Linked DNA regions of Homo sapiens: region 2 is linked to region 1. Evidence: chromatin contacts called from ENCODE Hi-C data. All regions are on one chromosome and are shown on one strand. Each heading gives the region's core, a stretch centred on a gene start or an enhancer-like site at or near the end of the contact. The rest is flanking DNA. Distances are from core to core; before and after follow the strand shown. Region 1 overlaps LOC105373718 (a long non-coding RNA gene). Region 2 has its middle 240 kb from the start of TANK-AS1.

What was found. Hi-C counts contacts between places; a loop is a spot of excess contacts on that map. Pooled maps may share reads with other maps.
Region 2: a map of heart right ventricle shows a loop between it and region 1 (2.2-fold over the local background). The contact joins two enhancer-like sites. A Hi-C loop is called at or near these places in 4 of 168 maps with a recorded cell type or tissue (CD8-positive, alpha-beta T cell, chondrocyte, endothelial cell of umbilical vein and 1 more) and 5 of 50 pooled maps.

The regions. Positions count from the first base shown.
Region 1 is chr2:160,581,481-160,584,610 of GRCh38, forward strand. All of the region lies in intron 2 of LOC105373718 (a long non-coding RNA gene), which reads right to left. Among named protein-coding and RNA genes, the nearest start is that of RBMS1, 89 kb to the left of the region's middle. Within about 2 kb of position 1,496, at least 6 of the 41 ENCODE cell types and tissues checked have a DNase peak (open chromatin) inside an H3K27ac peak, as active enhancers do; they include heart right ventricle, where a contact is called at or near this core.
Region 2 is chr2:160,917,435-160,920,564 of GRCh38, forward strand. No RefSeq gene overlaps it. Among named protein-coding and RNA genes, the nearest start is that of TANK-AS1, 240 kb to the right of the region's middle. Within about 2 kb of position 1,682, at least 9 of the 41 ENCODE cell types and tissues checked have a DNase peak (open chromatin) inside an H3K27ac peak, as active enhancers do; they include heart right ventricle, where a contact is called at or near this core.

The sequences.
Region 1 (3,130 bases), core at 246-2,745:
TCCGTTTATGTGATATGATTTAAGGGTATCATTGAGGTTGAATGTGAGCTGTGGAATACAAGTCAGTAAGAAAATTATAGCCCAAGCCATGTGGGACATCATGACCATGTAAACCAACAAGTTAAAAATCACTGGTAGCGGGAGCTAGGGCAAGAATGAGCCAGAGGAGGGCCCTGGTGAGCCCCAAGTAAGATTACTATTCAGGATGACACAGACAGCTCATATAGAGAACGATTGCCTTGAGTGTGCACCAGGGCTCAACGGAAAACCTCAGAAAGCCACTTGAATAGAAAATCGAAGGGGTCCCAATATGTGGACAGGGGTACTTTTCATCCTGCTGAGGAATCAGCAAAAAGAGCCAGTCAATTCTTTGCTCCAATACTGATTTTTTAAAAAAAGTTTAAAAAATGGAAAAATAATAATTAGAGATATTCATGGGATACACAGTGATGTTTCAACACACAGAATGTATAGTGATCAGATCAGAATAATTACCACATCCATCATCCCAAATGTTTACCATTTATTTGTGTTGGGAACATCTAATATCCTGCTTCTAGCTATTTGAGAGTATATAATATATTAATGTTAACTACAGTCATCCTACAGTGGTATAGAACACTGGAAATTATTCCTCATCCAGCTCCAAGACTAGTTTGTGCTACAAGGGTCTGGAGATAATTTAAGAAGGGGAGTGGAGTGGGGAAGGGGAAGGGAAAAGATGCATTTATGAAATACGTCACTAATCTAAATTTGTGGAGAGAGTTCTGGGATTTTCTCATAGGACCAGAACTCAAAAGCCTCCATCTGGGTAAAATCAAGATAAAATGTTTGCTGACTCCTTATACCCTAAGGGGTGAGATGCTCTTACTAAGAGCTTCTGAAAGCTTCTTTTCAAGCAAGCCCCTGTCATAAGAAAGACAATAGGATGTTTACAGTTTTCTTTCTTTCTTTTTTTTTTTGATAAATTCTGGCTGATGGTAATTCAGAACCATGCGTAACAATGTTTAGTTTTCTATGCAGACAGTGCAATGCTTGGACATGTCATGAACTTTGCAAAGAAAAAGAATATGCCTTGTAAAAAATTTAGTACCCAAATTTTGGGACCCAGAAAATTGAAATCTGTGAAGAATGCACATCTAAATCTTTAACATAGTGCCTCGGGGTTGGGGATGGGGGGGTAGCAGGAGGGAGGGGGATGTAATTCAAATACCAGCCTGGAGGAATCATTTCCATTATGCTGTAAGAAATGTAAGAAGTTATTATAATGAGGTCAGTTCTGGTCCTTATGTTATTAGCCGACCAGTGAGGACAGAGACAAGGTAGAACAGAAATTAATTAGTATTATGGGGGCTTTATAATCCAAGGTATTCAGAAATTTAGCAAAACTAGGTCTGTGTTCTTAAAAAAAAAAAGGATTATAGAGAGACCTTATTAAAGCACAGAAGGCTCAGCTATTTAAGATGGTGACATACATAGAGGCAGGAATGTGCAGAGAGAAGCTGAAAGGCAGCCAGGCCCTGAAGGAATTTCAGTGGAATTTCTTCACCGGAGGAGTAGTTAATAAATAGAGCAGATTTCTAAGGGCAGAAACTAGAGCAGTTACTACAAATAGTTTTATTTTTCCTCCTCCTTCTTCTTCTTCTTTAAAGAAGGGAGTGATAGGAAGTTGGAGAGGAAAATGTTGAAACAAAGAAAAACAAGCTTCTTACTAGCTCTCTAGGCCATCTCCCATGCAAAAATGTCTGTTCCCAGACATTCAGAATGTTGTATCATTTAGTAATCATAAAACATACTGTAGAGTTGACCTTGGGTGTTAGTTTTAGATTAATACTAGATATCATTAGGAACTGCATGTAATATAATACTTTTCAAGAGTCTGAAATACCATTTGTTTTGTCTTGCTGCCAACATTTCTGCTATTTTCCATTGCACAGGACAGAAATGAGGGCTTGAAAATCCTTTTGTGCTCTGCAGTCGTCCCCTCCTCCTGCCTTTGATGCAGGTCTTCCTCATAGTCTGATACACAAAGCCTTTTCTGGGACAGTGTTAATATACTAGATGTTTACAGATCTGAGGTTCTGAGTTATTTCTGCTTCCCCTTGATCAGGTAGGTTGGCTAACTCATTGTGCACATGCGTTTTTATTCTTCGTACTGTAAAATGATGACATAAAGAGAATGGGTGTAAATGTGTATATCTTTCCACCAACATATCTACAGTTTTATCAATATGCAGATTTTCTCTCACCTTGCCAGTCAAAAAATATTTGACCAGTAATCAGCTTGGCAAAAACTGTTAACTTTGAAATTTGCCAGTTGATTCCTGGGGCTGGAACTATTATCTGTTGTTCCTGTTACTATTTCTCTATTTGTGTCTCTCTCTGTCACTACCCATGAAAGTAAAAAGAATATTTACCCAAAGCCTTGCGATCTCACAAAAGAAGGGTTCGGTCAGGGCAACAGCTCAGGCAGCCCCAGTGAATAGCTCAGCTGACAGGCGTGTGGCGTGACTGGACTCACTGCACAGCAGCATTTCTCAGACCATGGGCTGTGTGGTCACCTGGGGTGTTTGTAGAGATGCAGATTCCTAGGCTCCACACCAGACCTACTGAAACAGCATTCCTGGGCTTGGGGCCTGTGAGTCTGCATTTAATTATGTCGCCCACGTGACTCTGAGATACATGGGCCTAGAGGAATGGAATGTGTACTTTGAAGGGGAAGACATGATGGGGGCTAAGAAGGCAACTGTAATGGATATTTGCTTTCATTTCAGCCCAAACCTCACAGGGAAGAGCAATAGCACAGGTTACAGTGTGCCCCAAGCAGCAGCCATTTGGAGGTGCCAGGCAAGCAGGGCACATGTGGTACTGCAGGGTCTGTGCAGGAGTGAACTGGGGCCAAGTGATCAGCAAGCATTCAGGGAGTGTATTAGAAAGTATCAAGCCGTAAGCAGAACGCTTTGATATCCTGTGTGTGTGAGAGATCATTGATTGCAAATCTAGTGGGCTCAAGCACAAAGCATTTCACTAAAAGGCTAGGGAGGCCTTTGAAGATTAAGGAAGGCTGAAAGGTGAGCTAGAAAGACAGGATAGTAGATCTGTTGTTAGAGGAGGGCATGGTACCTTGATC
Region 2 (3,130 bases), core at 432-2,931, 340 kb after region 1:
GGGTTTTAGGATTGGCTGACACTGGTGTTCCAAATAGAATGAGCCATAGGTCACTTCAAAGCTGCATCAGCAAATGTCCCTCTTCACCCACCTCCATGTTGATGCAAGATACAACTCCAACTGAGGGAGAATATATAAACCAACTTCTTTGGATTTCAAACAAGATGTCCCTTTGCTGTCTGATATTGAAAGTATATACATCTGGTTTCAATATAAAACATATCTGCACCCTACACACTTGTCAGAGAGCTTAACCTGGCCCACTGTGTACAATTTTATTGTATTTCATTTCAAGGTAATTTCAGGAATAAGTAGGATATAAATTACCATAAATAACACAAACTTAAAACACAGATCCTCCCTCCTGCTTTAGGATTGGTGCACTATTAGATAACCCTGGATCAAATAGAAAATATTCCTTGTACTTTCTTTGCTCTGCTTAAGAAGGCAAAAAACTGTTGTATATTTTAGATTTTAATCCAGACACTTCACTTAAAATATAAAAGTATTGGCATGAAAAAGTGTCAGCTCTGGAAAACGTGTCTATGTGGGACACCTCATTCCCCAGCAATGTTAGCTAAATGATGTGCCGCTATAAGAAGCAATGATGCATGACATCAAAGAGAGTTGGACCCACCACATTTCATCACACTTTCTCTGGCATTCCAGAAGACCTCCTTGTTCTGCCTTCTTTACCACTGCTGCAAGAACTGAATCAAATATCCGGACCTTCCCCTGACAACTGAATTGATAACATTTTGATTTTTGAATTTCCATTAGAAATAATGCATGGCTACATGGCAAGAGAAAAGAAAGCAATAATGTGAAAAGCTTAGATACACCATGACATTATCATTTTATATAAATGTACTTACATTTTAAAATAGATAGTAATGAGTCATTAGAGGAAAGATATTGTATCTTTGTATTACAGTGCTACTGAGCTTAATGCTGAATGTCTCTTCAGCAGCCATAGATAGAAAGGGAGAGGGTAGGGTTGCTCCTCACTGACCTCTCAGGCATTATTCAGGACTATAGCCACATCATGCAAATATTTAATCAGTTCCTGAAAATTGTCAGCAAGAGGCAGTTAGAGAGAGGCAGCATTCTTCATTTATTACTGGCACTGCTGTAATAGTACTGAAGAAAGATAGAGGGGCACTCTAATCCCCTGTCCCTCAGCTAGACAACTGAAAATTCTTACTCTATCAGCAAAATGTGTCTATCAAAATCAAGACATAAGGTCTCGAAGACCATTTCATTTGAGAAAACATGAAATGGGACTAAATGGTGGGCACACGGTCTTGAAATAAAAGGTTACTTTTGATCCAGGGAGGGAGAAAAGATTGACCTCAAATGATCCTATGTCCAGGGAAGCCAATTTTAAACCCTGCAGTATTTATATTATAACTTCCAAAAAAATTTTAATCTGAATTTCTGCAAAATTAACATTAATGGAATACTGAATTTGTATGAGAATGAAACTAATCTCAAAGAAAATTATGTTTAAAAACCATTTTGAGAGAGAAATTATCATGTTTTGCTCTACAGGGAAAGGATTCGTGTTGACAAGTCAAACAAAAAGGAGGATGGGAACCAGTTGTCCAGGGAGTAGCAGGGCCAGGGCCTCTGAGCCCGCTGGCCGGCAGAGCAGGCAGTGCCCCCTGCAGGCCTGACTTCCTAAGAGTAGCTCATCAGAAATTAAGGACCTCACATAACTAATTGGGAAGCCAGCCAGCCCGGATTAGTCCACATCTAAGCATAGGCATCCCATCCAAGGTAGACTTCTGGAAGAGGCTCCAGAAAGGGCCAAAGATGGCTTACAAAGAGATTTTGCTGCCCACCTGGTTGTAAATGTCTTTTTGTTTTTTTTGTGGTGTTGACATAGCAAGGCTCCCAAACAGTACCCTCACAATGGTTTTTCCATACTGTCCAGGACACCTCCTTCAGACAAACATGGAAAACATGAGAGTATTCCAAATAATTACAGAGGCTCCATCCTCAGGGCCCCTCCCCATCATGGGCATCTTGCAGGTGTGGGCAACAGCACTGGATAACCCCTGTCAGGGAATGGAGGAGGAAGGCAGGGCTGTGCAAAAATGGAGTTTTGCAACCCAGAGATCCCTGTTGATTATAGATCCATAAACTCAGACAAGTCACTTAAGAATAAAGTCAGTGCCAGTTGATGACTGCTGCCCCAGAATAATTGTAAATAGTGCTTCCTTACTCTAAAATATCCCAGTTTGGGTTCTGTATTAATACATGGGTACTCTATGACAAACATCATTTACAAAAAAGTAATCTTCTGATTTTTTTTAATGTCTGTTTGTAGAAACACAATATAGATAGCCATAATATAGGCTCTGTTCAGTAAAGAATCAGTTCTGATAAATTGGCAATGAGAGATAGAGTATTATGAGAGGCAATGAGAGGCAGAGTATATGTTGACTCTTTAAAAATTGCTATCTTGATTTCTTCATTTTTGTGTGGGCAGTGGTGATGGCAGCAGGATGGGTGGTATGTGTGCGTGTGGAGGAAATTGTTAATACCTCTTAAAAGGCCTTTAGAAGGTCTTCTAAGTAAAGACGTCATACAATGTAGTATTATTATAACTTGTTGGAATTGATTTAAAAGGCTTAACAAGCAATAATATAGAGTCATTTGAAAAGTCTATGAGCAGAAGAACGACCAGGGACATGGGTGGAGTGGGTAAATTTCTGAATGGCAGTCAGATCACCTCTTCTGTCTAGGAAGAACATAGAACTGATCTGTGTGGGACAAAAAGCACTTGCATAATGAAGCCAAAACCCAATAGGAAAATCAGGACACCACAAGGAGCTCAAAGTTTTGTTTTGCTTTTGTTCTTTAATCAAGGGAGTGGCAGCTAGTTTGATGGAAGCATTTTTGTGTTAGAACATTGTGGCAAGGGAGAGAAACCTTAATTTCTGTAATTCTTTACCAAGAACTCCTTGCTTTGTCTTTAAAAGTGGGTTAAGCTAATTGTCTTGCCAGGGATTATTGGAGAGAGTCAATGGTGGGTGTGTTAAGAGCCTGGAAGCAAAATGTGAGTACTGTCCCCGGAAGGAGAGAGGTGGGATAACCACTGGGCTGCTTCAGGGTCTTGCTGCAA